2 separate regions of the Homo sapiens genome follow, and region 2 is linked to region 1. The links are chromatin loops, found by intact Hi-C in ENCODE. Cell type or tissue: heart left ventricle. All regions are shown on one strand.

Region 1 (2,500 bases):
CATCCTAAGAAAGCTAAAGTTTAAGCCAGCATTAAGAGGCAACAAAACAACCTGCTATACCCTGAAGCATCTACCATATGTCTCTGCAATTTGGTACAGTAGGTACTTCTGGAAGTGAGGATGGAAACAGGTATGAAAGCAGCAGGTGAAAGTCTGTTAGTGAAGCACTGAGCCCTCCTGACCTCTCCTGATGCCTGCAGTGGGGTGCCTGCCCTTCCTTCCCCTAGCACAAGTGCTCGCTATGGAGACTGTATGAAAGTGGGGGAGTAGCCTGACACAGGGTGAATGTCCTCTCTCTCAGGGCAGGAGGATGGAGGAGTCTTCCCTGGGAAGCTGACCAGCCCAAGAGAAAAGAGCAAACCATAAGGACAAAGGGGGTTTCCTCCAGGGGTCGCCACCTTACCCTATACAAGGCCCCAGCTGACAAGCCCCACCTAAGTATACAAAGCTCCCATCAGCTCTTTACTGGCTTGACTCACAAATTAGTAGGCCAAGGATCACCAGAAATCAGAGGAAGGCACTTAATAGGGAAAACTGACACAAAAAGTAACGGGGAAAAAAAGACTACGGGGGGAAGGAAACTTCAAAAATAATAATCATTAATATCCTAGAGAGAACAGAGGTCCTTAAAAGAAGAGCAGGATATTATTTTTTAAAGAGGACAACACCAACAAAAAGGCAGTGGCAGTGCAAGACCCCAGGGGCTGGGACAGGCATTTGAGTCAAACTTGCAAGGGGAACACTTGAGAACCCAGAGAGCATCTGAGAGTCAACACCATGAGGCAGCCTCTTATAACTCAGCTAATATAATCCAGAGACTAACATTCATTGACTAAATGGTTAAAATATGTATCATTTCACCAAGAAACATGAAAGGAGAGGAGATGATTTTTAAACTAACAAAACAGAGTATACTATCTTCATCACATGACAAAGTTACCTATTATCATTGCTTGCATGAAACATTCATGTATTAGAAGTCATGGATAATACGATACAGTAAGACAATAAACTAATGAAAGGCATAAAATTGGAATGGAATAATTATTTATTTGCAGAGGAATGTCGATATAGAAAATCCCAAAGAATCCACACACAAGATTAGAAAGCCTGGCAAGGTGTTTGATTATAAAAATCAAACTACACAAACAGCTGCATTTCTAAATATCCACAAACAGAAATATAGTTTAAATACCATCATATTAGCCAGAAAATAAAGACAGGTAACTAGTGCCCAGCCAAAGGGAAAGAGACAATATGCAAGACTGGAATCATGGACAGGATATATTCAAAGATGTGTTTCCTCAGGAATGAATGGACAGAATACAATTACATTGCTCTATAATGACATATGCATGAAAACAGATAAATAGAAGTGAAAATCATTACTAAAACTTGAGGTGGTGGTTGTCTAGGCAGTGACCATCTCTTGCTTGGGAGATCAAGAAAGGTGTCACAGAGAAGTAAAAGTTGAAGCTAGCGTAGAAGTTTACAACGTGTTCAAGAGGGAGGTGGTCTATTTCAGGCCAAGGGAATGAATCCAACCACCTGGAGAATAAGTGGTTCAGTAAGACTGGAATACAGGTGCAGATGTGGGCAAAGGAGAAAACAGGCTAGAGAGATGGAGAATCGTGAAGGGTCCACTCTACAAGGGGAAGGTGGGCTTTTTTGTCATAAATTGTTTTTAGCAGATTGATCTATTTAGTCAAGTCCAGCCACAAACTCTTGAATTTATGTGGAGATGCAGTGAGGAGGGCGGGAAGAGAAGAGGTAGAAATAGGTAGAGAATGCCAATAAAATGCTGTGAGGAATGGGAAGAGGCAGTGGGGAAAGCCTCAGCCTGTGATTGTGAGCCTCAAAGGGCCACAGAAAACTGACAAAACCAAACTACCAAGGGGAAAGGACGACCCAGGCGCTCACCACCAGGGAGCTGGGCAATGGGGACCGATCAGAAGCAGTGGACTTGCCACCAGATTTCACTTTTTGATGGTAACTCTGGCAGGGACGTATAAGACATGCTGGAGGGTGGTGGGCTGGATAATGAGATCATTTAGGCTTCTGCCAGATCTCAGAAGAGAGAACACAGGCCTGCACAAGGAGAGAGGGCAGGTTCCAGTGACACTCTGTAAACAGAATAACTGGATTAGGACTGAGGTTAGGGGAAAGAGGGAATGGTGGTGGCAGAGAGAGGTTTTCTTCTGCATCCCAGAAGAAAAACTCAGCAAAAAATAAGCGTTAGGAGTTCATTTTTAGACATGCTGGGCTTAATGGTGCCTAATGGGCATTCGGGCCAGCAAGGAGACGTGAAGCGTGGAGTGGCTCAGGAGCTCTTCTAGTCTAGGGAAGCGGATGCCTTTCTGAACCTAACTTATACAGGCGATTTTATAAGTTACTCTGAGCTTTCCATGGGTGGCCTCATATCCTGTCAGTGACTCACGTGTTCAACCTTGATCACCAATGTTTTCCTCCTAGAGTGGTTTGGTCAAGTGGGCTAGCCCTG
Region 2 (2,500 bases), 53 kb after region 1:
GTCTGTGTTTTACAAATTCTGATCATCCATTTAAATGACTTTACGACCCACTAAAATGGACTTCAAATTCTGAAAAACATTGTTCTTAAGGATGAATACCCAGGCGTGCAACTGCTGGATCAGGAAACACGGACATCGGACGTCGTCAACTTTTCCAGATCCTTAACTGTTAAATGTTCTTATCTAAGCGCATATAAATTTACCACTATTTAACTTCAGAGCGAAAAGCGTGAAACATCAGAGAACATTTTATCTTTTCCCTCGGTCATTAAACAGTATTAATCACTTACCATGTGCTAAGTAAGCAATCTCTGAGCCCAGCGAGACCGGTGGGTTAATACGCGGAGGGGCTGCGGGGGAGGACTTAGGGGACCAGGACCTCAGTGAGGCCCCAGAAAGCACCCGGGAGGGGCCTCCGATCCTGCCTGGGAGGGAGGGGTTAGAGGAGGATTCCTGGAAGAAGGAGGACCTAAGCTGGGTGTTTCTATTTTTGATTTTTATTGGTTTCCTAAAACATGAAAGTAACACATTTGATGAGAAAAAATATTCAAAATTACAGGAGTATATTCAGTAAAAGGTAGAAATCCCCATTCCGCCCTGAAAGTTGGATGCGGAGACTAACAGAAGTCGCATTATCAGCTGTCCCGATCTAGGAAATTTTTAGGACCCCACGTTTTTAAATACTTTTAAGAGTATGTCTGATACAGTCTGTAATACTAAAGCATCAAAATAATCATATTTTCCATAAGAGACGAAAGTGCAAACAGTTACTGTCTAGTCCCATTATTACTTGGAACAGACTTTTTCTTCTTTTCCTTGTTCTGTTTTTTTCCTGGCCCGTTGGCGAGGTTAGAGCGCCAGGTTGTAAGAATCGGGTCTGTGGACCTCATACCAGATAGGCGCGAACGCCTCTGGCAGCGGCGTCCAGGGGGTCCGGCGGCACTCGCGGTGGGGCTGCCTGGGTTGCGGGTGACGATCTGCGGGGTCCCGCACCCGGCCCCGCGGAGCCCGGACCCGCACGTAGGCGGCGCGGCAAAGGCACACCCTCCTCGCGGCCGCGAACCCAGCGCCGTCCTCGCAGCGCGGCAATGCACGGCCACCGCTGCCCCCAGCCCGCCCGCCGCAGCCGCGAGCACCCAAACACCTACCCTGCGGGGCGACGACCCCCGGAGCTCAGGCGAGGCCGCTCGGGCGTGCCACCTCCGCGGCCATGACGGCGACCCGGGGAAGCGCCCCGCGCGCCAAGGCCCCGCGCTGCTGAGCTGTGAGCACGGCTGCCCCGTCCGTCCGTCCGTCCAGCACCCGCCCGGAGAGTGAGGCCAGAGCACGCCCCAGCCGTGTCTAAATCAAGGCTCGGGGCGGTACCGACGGGCTGAATGACAAATGGCAGATGCCGTGGGCTTTGCCGCCCGCGGCAGCCAAGAGGATGGCTGCGCCGAGGAGGCCGCGCGCAGGCGGGGCTCGGGAGCCGGAACGGCGCGGCCGCGAGGAGGGCGCTGGGGCCCCTGGCGGGGGCGTCACGTGGCAGGAGGAGGCCCCGCCGGGGAGCTGGGGGTCGGCGGCCGAGGCGGGGGGAGCTGAGCGGCACCCACACGTCCTGCGGGCCGGGTCACCGGTGGGGGCAAAGCCAAGGTCGCCCAGGTACAGCGCTGGCGCAGGTAGACCCGAGCCGGCCTGGGGTCTGCAGCGGGGCCTGCTAGCCGAAGTCTCCGCCAGGATGGGCCGCCAGAGCCCAATCACACATGAGAAACGCGACAGATGCTGGGACGCTGCAATAGGCCAAACTAACTTACCTCCTGTGCCAGCAGCGCCCAAGTGCAGCTGCCCAAACGTGAGCACTGACCGTGAGCCAGGCACTGTCCTAAGCACTTTGCAGGTAAATACGTGTAATCCTCACAGCAACACTGGGAGAAATACCCGTCTCACAGCTGAAGAAACGAAGACGCAGAAAGGGTAGACAGAAGTAATTTTCTAATTACGGTATCACACTACGTCTGCTTCATATAATTTCAAATTTTTCATGTTACTGGAATTTAAGAAAAATAAACTGAAGGGAATCTCTATTGCTTTCTTCCCTAAAAGACGTGCTTTTTAAAAGGCCTATAAGCATTACGTAAAAAGATTAAGAGAGGTGTAAGGAGCTCACTACATGTTCGGGTTTAGAAAGTCTCATAGCTCTGAAAGATGAGGTTAATTAGCATCATACACCTCCACCTACCTTTAGGGGGTAACCCTGCCTCTCAATTTCCATTAGTTCTGTTACTTTCGGCTTCCTAGCAATGAGAACATTTGCAATTGCTCTGCAACTTTATTTTTCCAGATGTTGTCTTAATTCTATCTTTAAATGAATTTGATATTCACTGTAACTTATCTATCCCTGAATTTTTATTTTTATTTAGTTCTTGATGGACTTCCTTCATTTTCAAGTCATATTCCTAAGGAGGGTTTATAGAGTGCTGCCATGTTTGAGAAGATCTGGTGTTTTTCTCTATACATAAAT

What was found. A loop is a pair of places that touch in the nucleus more often than their neighbours do. Peaks named below come from ENCODE experiments on the same cell type or tissue, not always from the same donor. Only the 100,000 strongest peaks of a DNase experiment are listed, where the experiment ranks them.
Region 2: it touches region 1 in a loop (2.1-fold over the local background); 73 of 110 quality-filtered maps call a loop at or near these places.

The regions. Positions count from the first base shown.
Region 1 is chr6:143,953,739-143,956,238 of GRCh38, forward strand. The region is part of intron 6 of PLAGL1 (PLAG1 like zinc finger 1); the gene reads right to left. Among named protein-coding and RNA genes, the nearest start is that of HYMAI, 53 kb to the right of the region's middle. In heart left ventricle, no CTCF peak of the experiment used is centred here; no DNase peak of the experiment used is centred here.
Region 2 is chr6:144,006,942-144,009,441 of GRCh38, forward strand. PLAGL1 (PLAG1 like zinc finger 1) reads right to left here and starts at 1,318. Exons shown (of 8, transcript NM_001317162.2): 1 at 1,149-1,318. It overlaps HYMAI (hydatidiform mole associated and imprinted), which reads right to left and starts at 1,318. Exons shown (of 1, transcript NR_002768.3): 1 at 1-1,318. RefSeq lists silencers at 747-929, 1,125-1,314, 1,505-1,554. In heart left ventricle, no CTCF peak of the experiment used is centred here; DNase peaks (open chromatin) are centred at 979 and 1,340; H3K4me3 peaks cover 2,008 bases; H3K27ac peaks cover 1,864 bases.